Linked DNA regions of Homo sapiens: region 1 is linked to region 2. The links are chromatin loops, found by intact Hi-C in ENCODE. Cell type or tissue: PC-3. All regions are shown on one strand.

Region 1 (8,000 bases), 820 kb after region 2:
TCTTTTCTCCCAGGGGTTTCTGGGCATATCTCAGCAAGAACAAAATACTGAGAGTTGTTTCTCTGTCTTTGCATTGAAAATAGTCACTTTAAAATTTTTCCTTGTAGATTCTGGATATTAGACCTTTGTCAGATGGGTAGATTGCAAAAATGTTCTCCCATTCTGTAGGTTGCCTGTTCACTTTGATGATAGTTTATTTTGCTGTGCAGAATGCCCATCAATAATAGACTGGATTAAAAACATGTGGTACACATACACCATGGAATACTATGCAGCCATAAAAAATGAGATCATGTCCTTTGCAGGGACATGGATGAAGCTGGAAGCCATCATTCTCAGCAGATTAACACAGGAACAGAAAACCAAACACCGCGTGTTCTCCCTCATAAGTGGGAGTTGAACAATAAGAACACATGGACACAAGGAGGGGAACATCACACACCAGGGCCTGTTGGGAGGTGGGGGGCAAGGGAAGGGAGAGCATTAGGACAAATAGTTAATGCATACAGGACTTAAAACCTGGACGACAGGTTGATAGGTGCAGCAAACCACCATGGAACATGTATACCTATGTAACAAACCTGCACATTCTGCACATGTATCCTGGAACTTAAAGTAAAATTTAAACAATTTAAAAATAAATTTTCTATGTAAAAAAATGTATTTCTAGTTCAAATACTTAAGGCCCTTATTTAAAAATACGTTCTGTCACCTTCTTATATGATGTGTAAGACTCTCAACAAAGGCCAGACCAGTAGAAAAATTGTGAAAATCCACTGCATTAACTTATAACAATTTAAATCAAAATCTGCTATTGAAAATAAAACCAAAGAATCAGTCAAAGCACAGTTAATACTTGAGAGGATTTATAATGCTCATAGTTACATGAAAAAAATAATGTAGTCTACTGATTACAAATACCTTCCTATTCAAATCCTACAAAACTGAGGGTCGCAGATATAGTTGCAGTAACAAGGATGTTACTTTTTCTGTTTCCAATTTTTTTTTTTAAATATGACTTTAATCACACATTTCAAGTTTTTAAAAAATGTTCAACTGATTTTACAACTACGGTCTATGAAATACAGGTTCTGAACAATCTATACTATAATTACATACTATGGAGAGAGTTTATATGATTGTATTTTGTGTTTCAAATACAAATGTGTTATATACTGCATACAATTCCACTGTTAAAAAATCAAATGTGAAGAGTTTTGAAGATGAGAACAGCTGGAAGAAAAGTACAATTTTAGGTAAATAAGACAATAGGAATTGACCATCTGGATTTGTTAAAGAAAATTGTATTTCGAAAGAACAGATGAAAGATAAAAAAGGCTAAGACAAAACCCCCAAATCTGAGTATTTAAAAAATTATAATATCAGAAAAGATTGAACTGAAAAATTTCAACTAGAAGTAGAAAATGAAATCAATCAATAGTCTTTTTGATGTTAATGGTGTGTTGTTATTTTTAGTTAACCATTTATTTAATGTAATTTATTTCAAACAGAGTAACTATATAAGGGTGCTACTTTTTCAAAAAATGAGGAATAACCTGTCAAAGTGTTATAGTCCCTTTATAGTGGAAAAAGACAAACAGGCAATTCAAATATGTAGAGAAATTCAATTTTATGAAAAATGAGTATCATACATAAGGTTGTGAAAGGTAAGGGCAGTTAGAGCCAAAAGAAAAACAACTTGTCAATTAAAAATTAAATATCCACTTCAGTAGAAAATACAGGATTCTTTCTATTGTGTATTCAGTATCTCGGGAAGATGTCCTCTACATTTTTTTTTCTTTCTATACCCATAGAAATAATCTATTAAGCCCAAGTGAGTTATTCCGTTTTCCTTTCTTTCAATGTATTTCAATATAATTTTTTCAAGATTTAATGAAAGAGCTGTACCCAGCCCTTTTCAAGAACGTCTGGCCAAATGCAGCAGTAAATTATAAAATAATGCCCAGCATTCATAAAACAGTTCGCAAATTACTATTACAAAAATCCACTGATCAAATGAGCCCCCCAGATGTGTTGTTTAAATCACCAAATATATATAGATATATCCTTAAGAAGCATATTCCAGCTTCTCAAAACTGTTTAGGATTTTCCTTAAAAATATCTCCTTTAAGTCAGATGGTAGCAGTATCCATATTCTGAAAAATTATTGCCAAATTAAAGAACAAATTATTAAATGCAGGCACTCCAAACCCAAACCAGAGAATGTTTTTATTTAGTATTTTTGGGCCTTTCTTTCAGAGGCTCTTACATTCTGGTTTCCCCAGAATAGTCCCCATTTGTGCCTGATGTAACTGTTAATAGTACTGCCTTTCACTCTCCAAGGGTCTTAGTTTGGATAATAAAATATATGGTTACCCACCTTTAAGCAACGTATGAGGTATAGGTTAAGAATTCATGAAGTTTAGTCTTTTATTTTTATAAACCAATAACGTACTGAGTGAACTATTAAATATTATTAAATTTGGTATAGGGTATTCATTCATGTGTGTGTGTGTGTGCACGTGTGTATACAGACACACATAGGTATCAAATCTATAGCTTGTGAAATAACTATGCTTAAATAAGAAGTAATGAAGTTTATTCTGCCATAATCCTGCTGCTACTCACAGATAGATTTCTTCAAAGAAGTTATTTTGAGACTATACACGTACTCCAAAAATGCCATTTCTAGCACAACTCTAAGTGTGCTAGAGTTAGACTTGTGAACCACGTTATAAGACTTTCAAAAAAAAGTTTCATTGCTTGATAGCCACAATTATTTTCAGTCGGAATTACCAGACTCAACATCAATTTTAAATTCAAATGGCCTTTATTTGGTTTAAGAAAACATAGCCTTGAGGCACATACGTCTTTATTTATTATGTTGAAACATAATTATTTGTTTACTGTTTGTTCCTTCTTTGAGCTCCGTGAGTACTTACGGGCAACTTTTCCTTATTCATCAGTATGTCTCTAAATATCTAGTATAGTACTTAGGACGTTTTAGACACATAGTAAATATTTGTTGAATCATAATATAAGCAAATGAATCAGTGAGTACTGATCTTTGAGTCTTTGCAGACAATTCCGAAAGTAGAGTTTTCACACTGGAATAAATAGTCGGTAATTGTTTTGAAGGGAACAATACTAATATGTAAATCCTGGTGTAATAAATTTTAAGTCATATTGACACTCAAGCTTAATAAATCCACATCTTATCCCGAACAACTACACCTTTTTTTCAGAAATGATTTCAGTTTTGTGCTAGAAATGGGCTAAAAGTGGGGAGCCCAGGGTTGGGCTGCCTGTTCGCTACTCAAAAGTTGATCCACAGAATGAGCCACATCAATGTGACCTGCAAGCTTGTTAGAAACAGGCCCCACTGCAGAACTATGGAATCCAAATCCACATATTACTAAGATCCCCTGGTAATTTATGCGCACAGAACATTTGAGAAGCACTACTTACACTGTTTATGGTTTGAGTGTTTATAATATTCATGTAAAGAGACTACGAAGGACACAGAATGAAGTTAGGAAGGGGTATATTAAGAGATATAAATACCACAAAATGACTTTTTTGTCCCCTGGGGATTGTATGTTCTAGTGAGATAAACAGATAAGTTTTGTCTGTTTTAATCTGTCTGCTAAGGTTTGATTTAAACCATTAAACCTTAGCAGGCAGAATAAAATAGAGTAAAATTATAACTCTATACAAAATAAAGTTAGGGTTAGGAGAAGATAAAACCAACAACTCTCTACCTTGAACAAAGACAAAGAGATTAAAGTGAAGTATCAATCGTTGCTTTTGTGTTCACTAATACCTACGCATTTGTGTGTACCTTCTCTCTCACACACACATACACCCATACACTTCTGTCTCCTGCCTTCCTACAAGAGTTGATATGACTAAAATATGTATCATGGCTATCCTCCCGGTAGTTATGTTTTTCCTTATAATGTAGTGAAGCTTTAACTTCAATGCCCTCATTAGTAACCTGAACATCTTAAGACTATCCATAGGGAAATAAATCTTAAATGAAAATAACTGCTTTTGACATGCATTGACCTTGTTAACATTGCAGGTAAAACCTCACCAAAAAAATAAACGTCATGTTACCAATGCAAGATTCGACACACGAAACACAGACCATGATGAGGTTCAGCTGTGGCTCTTTCTTGTGGAGATGTAATAACTAAGAGTGTTGCTGCACAACCGATGCACAGAAAAACAAGCTTATCAGGATGCCTCTTGGATACCACAATGAGAATACAGAATCCCCCAGGCCTAGAGTTTTCAAATTAATCAACAGATAACATTTCATTGACAAAATAGTCATACTTTCTCTGGTTGTACTTAGAAACACTGTCTAAAATTTATTTTAGTCTACCAGACTGGTTACCCCAAAGTCTATACAATTTTAACAGTAACATCTGATTGTAGCCTTATTTAAAATCATGTATGCTGAGAAAACTCCATTGAACCATTTGCAAAGATATTGATCCTAAAATATGCTTATTTCACATTGCATGCCTGTATCAAAACATCTCATGTACCCCAAAAATATATACACCTACTATGTACCCATTAAAAATTCTAAAAGATAATTTAAATTTTTTAAAAAATTTTTGAACCAGACAAATCTTGCATATAGACTTTGTTATAACATGTAACTTATATATTTCATATGACTGCAGAAAAAAAATTCAATAAACACTTAGTCTCTGTTACCATACTACATGAAAGGTTCTGCACTGTGTATTTGAAATCAACTGTGACATCTCTCCTGGAAGATTTTCCTGGACTCCCGTTCCCAGGAAGAGTCAATAATCCTATCTTGCGTGTTACCACCTTGTTTCTGTATGAGTAATACAACTAAGCTAAGCCTACATTGTAAAAATAATTTCCATATATGCTTCTGACAACCACTATATTATGAATTTGGCTTATTAAAAAACAAGCATTTGGCTTATTTTTGTTCTTTAGATTTTAGTACACTTTTCTGCATCAAAAGTGCTCAGAAATTTCAACTGAATTATTAATGATTTGTTGGACATATTTTAACACAAGGCAATTGGCTATTGTGATATTTCATTTAAAAATTCTGGGCTAGTCTTCACTACGCTTCTCAGGAATGAAAAAGGTAGAGTCAAAATTAGCAGTAGAAGTTCACACATAGGAAAATACTAGATTTGTGTTTCTCATCTTGACAAGTCTGTGTAATAATAAGTGTCATTTATGACCCATGCAGGTATGTTTTTTTTTGTTGTTGTTTTTTTTTTTTTTTTTTTTTACTTTACAAAGTTTAGTCTTCCTCTTAAAATAAACCTGACTCTTCTGATGGTAGCTAAATAGCAGTTTCTTCCAACTTCCGTGTTGGAATGTCAAATGTTTCATAAGCATTCGAAACCACTCTCTGTAAGAATAGTACAGTAGAGTTATATACCGAGCATCTTGCCATGATACTAAACTCCCAGAACAAGATGTGCACGATACTAAAGTACTTGCAAATGAAATCACAAGTTGACTGGAATTAGCTTCAACATGCTTCAGCAAAAACAAATTTGAAATATCATCGAAACACCGTTTTTATTCAAAACACTTTCACATTATTTTGCTGAAGTCTTTCTTAGAAATTTCAAGATAAATACAGAAGATAGTGCCCAATTTACGATAGTTCAACTTTTGATTTTTCGACTTTTCAATAGTTCTATTTTTCACTTTCATTATCGTATTCAATAGATTACATGAGATATTCAACACTTAACTATAAAATAGACTTTATGTTAGTTATTTTGCCCAACTGCAGGCTAATTCTGAGAAGGTTTAAGGTAGGCTAGGCTGAGCTATGGTGTTTGGTAGGTTAGGTGTATTAGATGCATTTTTGGCTTATGATATTTTCAACTTACGATGGGTTTATTGGAACAGAACCCCTTCTTAAGTCGAGGACCATCTGGGCAAGACTCCTCAGGCCTATCTTCATGGCAGTAAATATTTAGATGAGTCTGTGCATTGGACACTGTTTGATGATGTGTTATCTTTTCAGTTATTATTGACATCAACTTTTAGTCCAATGACCCAATATGAGTATTCACACCTTAACCAATAATGTCAAACATATATAAACACATATAAGAAGATGTAAGAGTCTCTTCTGCAATGCAGAATAAAGGTGATGGAGGTTTCTACCTTTGTTTTCTTGTCCCCGTTCCTTCACTACATAAGTCCCTGTGTAAATAATGCTATAAATATACTTTATGAAGAAATTAATCCATGTGCTTTGAACATTTGTGTCAGATTTGGCAAGGAGGAAATGCTCTTCAGAAGAGTCAATTATTCCTACCTGAACCACACCTTGAATTTGCCATGGAAGGCTGGCTTTCACTGTCTGGCTGCACATTTCTAATTACAAGAAATTAGAAATTTATTGCTTTTCCTCCTACTACTTATGAAGTTGATTTTAATTTTGCTTGTTTTTAAACAGTATATACTTCTTACTTATAAATACAAATAGGTAGTCTAGGCATAGACTAGACAAACTTATACATGGATTAACCAGCAATGAAACAGCATACCTGTGGTTATATTTCCACATGACCATTTCTCAAATGAAGTCTCCCTTTTTCTCTAAATGTCTTTAAAGATTTGAGTGTGCATAATTCATACCTAATTTATTTAATAATGGGAGATGCAGAGTTTTAATACATACATAAATACATTAGTCTAAAAATAAAGCCAGCAAACTTGTTTAAACATTATTTTAAAATATTGGCTTCCTCTCAATGAATGTCAATTCCAAAATGGCTTTATTATCCAGAAACTATGTGTTATTGCTAAATCTTACTCCAAACCAAATTATTTTATGAATGGATGAAAAAGTTATAAAACACAGACCTTTACCAATATTTGCTAAAGGATACATAATACCTTCTACCATAAGAACACCAAAGAGAGCACCAGTAAGTTGTTTGAGAAAATCTGTTCCCTGGAATAGTGGATGTTTCTTTGGATCAAGTGGACAAATAGACACAATGTACTCACAGCCTATCCCAATAAGAAGCATTAGAATATTTTCGTGACAACAAGCAAAAGTTATTACTAACACTGATTTTACTTTTGGCATCAAGACCTGGTCTCTACGTGATACAGTTCTGTGCTTTAAAAAACTTACATGGCTTATTATCCTTTTTTTGTTCTTTTGTAGAACTAACAGACTCAGATTATCCAACAGCAAATCATTTTCCAAATGTTAATTGCATTCTTTCAAGAAAGTGGAATGTTCCTGAATGTAATGTAATTGTATTTTTTCAGCCACTCCAACTAAAGCAATGGCTTACTTAGGTTGGCACCTGTGAGACCAAATTTTTTTTTTTTTTTACTTAAGTGAATTAGCAATTACGGATCAGGAAAGAACTATTAGGACCAACTGAGACCTGATGCCTAGGTGATGTTTTCCCAGGTTAGGTCTTATGTGGGCCAATGGAAAGAAACTAAATTATATCTACCTTTAGCCACCCCCAACCCTCAGCCCTCACTTATTTTATGAAGGTAATTAGTACTTTCAGTAATTGGACCTCACACGCTCTATAGATGGCTGAAGTCACAAGTTATGGGTATTGCTGCAGAATAGCTTAGAGCCTTAATGGTGAAATATTCCCCTGACAAGAATTATCAAATTCAATTGAATACTTGAGTTTCTGACCTAAAATATTTTTCCAGAGGACAAGGGAGCCCAGTGGTTGAAGTTTTTTAAAGGCTGTCTTCCAGGGCATGAAGTAGGGAGGAGAAGAATGACCAGTTTATAGGGAAAGAGAAACAGAAAATAGCCACCATACGCCATGACACTCTTATCTACTATGAACCGGATTGAGTGTTCAAACTTTCCCGAGTTACAGTCAGTCCTAAACTCTTCTACAGGGATCACTGTAGACTTGCCCTGGCTTGTCTTACAGAAAAATATTCCCACAGACAGAATGACTGGGAGGGTTCAACGGCAGGTT
Region 2 (8,000 bases):
GACAGAGTTTTGCTCTTATCGCTCAGGCTGGAGTACGATGGCACAATCTTGGCTCACCACAACCTCCGCCTCCCAGGTTCAAGTGATTCTCCTGCCTCGGCCTCCTGAGTACCTGGGATTACAGGCATGCACCGCCACACTCCGCTAATTTTGTATTTTTAGTAGAGGCAGGGTTTTTTCATGTTGGTCAGGCTGGTCTTGAACTCCCCACCTCAGGTGATCCGCCCTCCTCAGCTTCCCAAAGTGCTGGGATTACATGCGTGAGTCACCGTGCCTGGCCAATATATTCTTATAAATATATTCATCTATAGTTTTTTATTGATATCTGGTACTTGTACATATTTATGGGATACATGTGATATTTTGATAGATGAATACAATGTGTAATGATCAAATTGGGGTCATAATTTTAGCATCTCTATTGATGTTTAATTAACATAAAGTGCACATATTTATTATGTACAATTTGATAAGTTTTAAAATAGATATCTACCTGTAAAACCATCATCACAATCAAGAAGATAAACATATCTATCACCACAAAAGTTTTCTCAGGCTTCTTTGTAATCTCTTCCACCACCCTCCACACTTGTCTACAGAGAAGTGTCAATCTTTTTCTGTCACTAAAAGTTAGTTTGCATTTCTGGAAACTTATATAAATAGAAGCATGCAATATGCACCCTTTTATGTCTTTTACTAAGCACAACTAAACTACTGAGATTTATCTGTCTTGTTGCGTGTATCAATACCTCATTCCTTTTCATTGTTTAGTAGTATTTCATCATATAGCTATAGCACAAACTTTTTTTACCCAGACTTGTTTTGAACAGTTGTGTTGTTTCCACTTTTTGCCATTGCAAATAAAGCTGCTGTAAGCATTTGTGTATGGGCCTGGGTATAAACATGCTTTTAGTTTTCTCTGTTAACTATCTAGAAGTGGAGTGGCTGGACCATATGAAAGGAATATGTTTAACTGTTTAATAAACTGCCAAATTGTTTTCCAAAGCAATTGTAGCATTTTACATTCTGACCAGCATTTTATGAGGGTCCCGGTTTCTCCATGTCCTTTCCATTATTTATTATGATCAGTCTTTTCCATTGTAGCAAGTGTAATGCATGTGTAGTGGTATCCCATTGCAGTTTTAGTTTGCACTTCTCTAATGACTAACAGCGTTAAGTGTCTTTTCCCCCCTAGGTTTATCTGCCATTGTGTATCTCTTTTTTGGTTAAGTATGTATTCAGATCTTTTCCCCATTCTTAATTACGTTATTTGTAGAATCTGTTTCAAGACTGATGGCCATTGTAGTCAGTGATCATGTTTCTGAAAATCAATCAGGGAAGTCACCTATTTTTCAAAGTCAGATGGTGAGCAAAAGCCTTACTCCATGAACACATTTCTGAAAGCTGGCCAATCAACAATAAACTTACCTGAGCAGGGTGTAGTGCCTCACACCTGTAGTCTCAGCTACTTGGGAGGCTGAGGCAGGAGGATCTCTTGAGCCCAGGAACTTGAGGCTGCAGTGAGCTACGATCACATCACTGCACTCCATCTGGGCAACATAGCAAGACCCTGTTTCTGAAAAAACAACAAATAGCTTACCTGAATAAGCACATTTCCACTGCTGAGATCCACCAACTCCTGACTTTGAAAGTCGGCCGGTCCCTGGCTCTACCTCTTCCAAATCCTCATACAAAATAAGCTTCCTGCTTTGCAATCAGGGAAATGGTGCCTAAAAAACATAGTTCTCTCTTATTTAAGTAATAAATTCAGATTTTTTTCTAGGTGTTGAGTGGTATCCTCTCCCCTCAAAACCATGTAGTTTATCAAAAACTTCTTTTTATGTAGGTTTTGTGGTTTAGAAAAAGTCTGTTACTTCTTTTCTGAAAGAAATGAATTTTTTTATCCATGTGTATTGATGAGTTCATCCTTTCTTCCCTTATTTAAATATCTCCTTTATCATAAACTAAATTACTAGATAATCTTAATTTTATCCAAAACACTTAGTCATAATTTTCTTTGCATTTCCATCTTTTTTTCCTACAAACGCCAAGTGCTAGTTACCAAATGGTTCTACTTTTCTGACAGCAGAATCTCTTTACACATCTTGTATAACTCAAAAATCGAGTTATGTGATATAGTTAGAGGTAGTCAGTTTATTTAGTCTTACATCTGAATATTTCAAGTTTATCTATTTGATCATAAAACAGGTTTTTTTAAATACTCTTGGGCTTTCTCATGAAAAGTAGTGACAGAACAAATGCATTGAAAAGAAGAAAGATAATGGTATAGACAGGTGTTTTCTTTCATGTTCAATCAAAAGGTTTTTATTTTCAACTCAGAATCTGTGAAGCTTCATGAGATCAGGGCTGTTGTATTTTTCTTTCTACATGCCTGGCAACTGGAGCAATGCCTTCCACGTGGTGTATATTAACTATTTATGGGATGAATGATGAAATTAATGAATGAGTGAAATAAATAATTTTGTCTTTCTGTGTATATTTATGCTAAGCATATAACAGGGTAAAATTAAGAGGCGTTATTCTTATTTACAAGTAATTACAAAAGGGTGGGTTGGACAACTTAGTTTTTGTGAGTTAAATATAAAAGTAACAATGTATTCTCACTAGGTGAGAAATCATAATTTGCCAGACAAATGGTGTAGACTCTGAATACTTGGAAAGGTATAAGTCACTGGGGACTAAAGAGATTGAGTCTCCCTAAATACAGGCCTACATTTGGACACTGAAATGATGTTGATATATATATTTTAACATGTCATTCTGTCTTTTAATCTCCTTATATGTAATACTTGTTTCCTTCTTCCTCCCATTCACCTTTTTCTTTAAGTAGCAGTTTGGTCACTTAGCGCTTGACTCATTCAAGCCGTTGAATGACAGCACCATGTTAGAGATGCCCAAAGGTCAACCAGAAAGAAACAAAGACGATTTTGTTCCTAGATTTATAGTTTTAAATGAACTCAGCATAGTTTTAGTCTATATTCTCAAACATTGTCATTTCCCCAATATTCTTAAAATCTTTCAAACCTTGAAAGTCGGCACATAAGAATATAATGATTGTCTCATACCTACACATAGCGTATTCACTTTCTTGTTGATCATGTTATTGTTCTATTACTATCAAAATAATCATTGTGGAAAGGTATGAAAATCTGACACACTGAAACAAATGAACCAGAAGAGATTAAGAAGACATCATAGAAAGTGCAATGTGCTAACTTGGACTGGATCCTGGAACAGAAAAGTGGAAAACTGGTGGAAAAACTGGTGAAATACAAATGAGGTCTGAAAGTAGTCAATAGAAATATTTAATAGTAATGTAACCAAAGTCAAGTTCTTAGCTTTGACAAATGTTCCACAGTCATGTAAGCTATTAGCATAAGTGGAAGCTGGATTATACTTATACGTGAACTCTGTTTTATTTCTGCAACTTTCCTGTAAATATAAAATTATTCTAAAAATAAAACGCTTATTAAAAACTAAATATAAATATATTTTTCAGTAAGTATACTGAAGTGATTTCTAAATTAATTATATTATTATTACATCAAAAATGAGACTTTTACTCATCTTGTTTTGTTTACTGCGGGTAGCACATGGAAAATGCTCAAGTCACTGAATTATAGAGCACCAATGAATAATTTTCTTTAGTTTTCAATATGAGAAGAGTGTATTCTCCACTTCAGCCACCAGGTGGAAGTATCAGCACATCAGTTAAAATCAGTTCTTCATTGGGAGGTTTAAAAACTACCCTTGGAAAACAAACAGTTTTTAATGTTATGATATGATGTTATTATACACAGTAAGAGGAAGAATTCCCAGTATTATGATGAAAATCAAGAAAGATATAAATTGGCTGTGGACAGGACTCCAGGATACTGAGATATCCAGAAATAAAGTGAAAAAAAATTTTACCATTTATTTAAACATTTCCAGACATGGATATAAGTGCACATGGATAAAAGTTGAACAGGTAGCAACATCTGGAGACTTAACGGACATTTATCTTAGCCCAGACATAAGTGTAGCATGCAATGTCTGAAACTACCAAGGCATGGAAAGCTAAACTGATCAGTATGATGCTGTCAGTGCTTTCAGTATGGGTGATATTCAAAGTACAGGAGAACCATTTAGACTAAATGCTACCATTTAATGGCCCAATCTGCATTCTCCCTGCTACCATCTTGATGACACTTTCTACCATTCAGGAAATGAAAGCACTTTCTAGTGTCACCCAGTGCAATATCTAATTAGGAAGGCAAATTATAAAAATAAAAATGGAACTGCAGTGTCTTTCTATCCAAAAACGAGGCTTGCTTTGTAGTTTCTAATCCATCAGTTTCTTTCCTTACTTTGAATAATCAGGCATTTGTTATGTCTAATTTTATGTCAATCACATTCTCAACTCTCTGTATAAACTCTTTCAATAAAGATTGATACAGGTATGAGAAGAACCAGAATTTTTTCAAAAATATTATATTAGACACAATTTAATATAAGGTGAAATCTATTGATTCAGTCACAGTTTGATCTGTTATTTTCACATACCACATTCTGTAAGATGCTCACAGGCTACTGAAATAAATAATGATTTGCCTTTTTCCATTTTCTGAGTTATACAAGTTTTTAGAGATGTGTCTTGTGTAAAGTGCATCATTGCCTGCTTTTCAATTAAAAAGACTTTTGAGGCCTGAGAAATTAGACCAAAAAAGGATTAATCATAATAATCTTTTAAATAGAGAACACCTGCCATCAATATTTTAGAAAGTATCATTCTAAAACTAAAACTTCTATTACTAAGAGATTATAATAACAGGCAACCCTACTTATTTCTAAGAATAGGGTCTACATGTTTTTACTTATTGGTCCACATATTCTCTGCAATTAAAACTTAGACAACATTTGAGTAATGTTGTCCATGTTGACTGATGACCACAGACACAGTGATGATATAAATCTTAAACAGATTCATTTGATTTCCTCATCAGTGATGAACTACAACATTCTCCTTCATGATTTCTTTTCTTATGTCCATACCTATCCATTTAATCTTAATTCTGGTTATTTGGAACAAAAATTCCAATAAGTGGCATTTTTCCAGGGCTCACATCTAATAGATCAAGACCTCTAGTGCTTTGATGCTTAGGTGTGGAAAGAGCTCTTTACCAGGAATGCCGGGCACTCTGAATTAGTCCTGTCTGCTCAGAAGAACATTGCCTCTCCTTACCAATTTTCTAATTATAACGAACATACACAATTGTTAAAAATTCTTGCCAGCCTTTGGACAATTACAAAACAGCATTTTTCATCAAAGGACACCTGGAGTATGACTTATAGGCACTTACAATCCAGAAAGATAAGGTAATCAAACTCTGGAAGAATTCTGCCAGCCGGGACCCTTTAGGTAGAAGGCAGTGAGGTAGACTTCCGTGGATCTACCAGGGCAACAAAAGAGAAGAGGCAGAGCCCTTCTGAGCTATTCAGCAGGGAGAAGACTGAGATGCTGAAAATGTGGCTAAAGACACAGTAGTACTGTGAGTCCTCAATATAACCCATATTTTTTTCCAACTTGTGTTAATCTAATACATCTTTTGAATATAAAGGAAGAAAGTGTAAAATGCAGTTGGTGATTTGGTTGTTCTATTTTTGCTCTCTTTTCCTTTATACAACAGAAAATTTTGGTTATTCAATATTGTACTTAAAGGCATAAGGCATGTGTGTATGTATATATACACACATAAATATGTATTATATATTTACATATTACATGTATTATAATATATACATATTATATATTATATATACATATTATATTTTAATATGTAAAATATTCTGTCATTTGTATTTACAAATATGTCAAGTTTGTTTTAGGATAGGCAAAATACTCTAATAAGTAAAAATTTCACCTTTTACTAGTAGTTTTGATGCTATATCCTTGGAATTTCAGGGTTTTCATAGAAAATGTTTTTTAAAGAAAAGAAAAAAATGGTAGAAATTTCATTGTCTTATTTTTTAAGGACCATTGCTTAATTACTTTTTTCTCAGTTCTGTTTATTTGCTCTTAAAACAAAAGAAACAACAAAAACTGATGGCTTTCTCGGACAACAACAACATCCACAACAACAAAAAAAACACTAATCAGTTTCTGAAAAACTAAAGAGTAACTGATTATTCTAACTATTAACTACCCGACCATTCAGGTCATTGTTCTTTTCTACAGTGTGTGTTTATCTCATGCTCATATATTGGTTTTTTAAGTGCAGTATACTATACTTAATCATTGTCTAAGATTCTTTGGAAATCTGTTTTTCTATTCAATTTATACTCCTAGTAGAAAATTTTTTGGGGAACAAAAAACTGAACCATCATAAGGCTAAATGAAACTCCTTGGAAGTAAATTGTTATTTGAGGTATCTAAATCAGAAATTTCTGTTCTTCAGTTTTATGTGTCTGGGGTATTGCTGTAAAGCACTGACCATTTCTTTGCTGGAACATAGTTTATACATAATGGAGAAGGAATAGGCCAAGGAGAGATGATGATGAATGTATGCTTTCCCCTGCAGAAATCCCTTTCAAAAAGAGTAATACTAACAAAAACAAAGGCAAGTTGAAAATGTGGTGGACCTCACCCTCAGACCAGGTGAGCCTTCAGATTCTGCACCTCGCTGGCCGTGCATAAAGAAGGCTGGGACATCCCTGAATTCACAGTCAGGGTGGTCGTCTGTGTGCAGAACTGAAAGCAAACAAGAGTAAGCTATAGCCAGATGTGGGGGCTTTCAGGTTCACTGACGGTTCCTGGGGTACTTGGAGTCAAAGCAGCTCACGCACGTTCCTGCTTTCCACCAGGAAACGTGGAGCCACGGAGGCCAAGGAAATCTGATCAGCTCCAGATCCCCAAGTTGGTCTTTTTACACCCCTAAAGACACCATGCTTGCTCCTTCTCCAAGACTCATAAGGAAATACAAATGACTTTGAAATATCAGCCACTGTTAACTGGATCAGATTCCTCCAGTAAATATGGTAAGCCAACAGATCTACCTTATGGCTCAAGATCCAGCAAAGCATCTCATAAAAGAATATTTCTATGCCCTCATCCATACATGTGTTTCTAGAGATATGTTATCAGTCCTTTCTACCAAGTAGACAGAATTTTTATCATTACATCTTTGAAATCATAGAAAATCCTTCTTCTCAGCGGCATCTAGTTTTACTTAATCCTGCTCTTCACCAAATTCTCAGTTCCAAAATTTTGATTTTTTTACTGACTTCTGTCATTTCCTTCTTTTGATTTGACTTTCTTTGTCCTGAACCTCAAATCCCACCTGATACACAAAAACTATGAATTTAAAAGAGCATATTCATTGCCATAGTTTTGTGAAGTTAAATCAACTTTGCATATGAATTGGCATAGGAAGATCACATTCCCTTCCATACGAATTTAGAGAAGGTATGAAAGTCAGCTCTGTTAGTTTCAGAGTGTTTGGTTCAACCTTTGTGTGCTCAGTGTTCGGGGGTAAAGGGTCATCTGTCTCTTCTATGTTTTTTTCTAAGTTGGCCGAGTAATTTCATCTTTAGGTCTCCATTTCTAAAATTACATCCTGGGTTTGATAAGATTAAAAGATGAAGTGATTAATTATGGATTTATTTAACAATTGACTGATTTTTACAAATAGTTCACTTTTAAGTGGCTTTGAACTTATCTTTGAGCACCAAAAACTTTATTGGTGTTCTATATGTACTGGGCAAATGAAACCAAACTTCATTTTACCCCTATTGAAAGTCTGTTTACTGAAGTCACTAAATCACCCCATTTCTGACCTCAGCTAGGGGTTCAAACTCTTTTTCACAGCCATTAACTTTTTCAGCGTTTCACCAAGCAGATGTGTGTTGTGTGGCTTAATCTTTTCCATACTAGATGATACAGCAGGCCTCCACCTGACGTGCGCTTTGATGCAGCATAAAAATCTCATTCATCATATCTG

What was found. Peaks named below come from ENCODE experiments on the same cell type or tissue, not always from the same donor. Only the 100,000 strongest peaks of a DNase experiment are listed, where the experiment ranks them.
Region 1: a loop joins it to region 2, with 9 times the contacts of the local background. A loop is called at or near these places in 6 of 110 quality-filtered maps.

What each region holds. Positions count from the first base shown.
Region 1 is chr17:71,450,601-71,458,600 of GRCh38, forward strand. No RefSeq gene overlaps it. Among named protein-coding and RNA genes, the nearest start is that of CASC17, 250 kb to the left of the region's middle. In PC-3, no CTCF peak of the experiment used is centred here; a DNase peak (open chromatin) is centred at 4,831; H3K27ac peaks cover 2,815 bases.
Region 2 is chr17:70,633,011-70,641,010 of GRCh38, forward strand. No RefSeq gene overlaps it. Among named protein-coding and RNA genes, the nearest start is that of KCNJ2, 470 kb to the left of the region's middle. In PC-3, a CTCF peak has its summit at 3,713 (motif pointing right); a DNase peak (open chromatin) is centred at 3,701; H3K27me3 peaks cover 5,493 bases.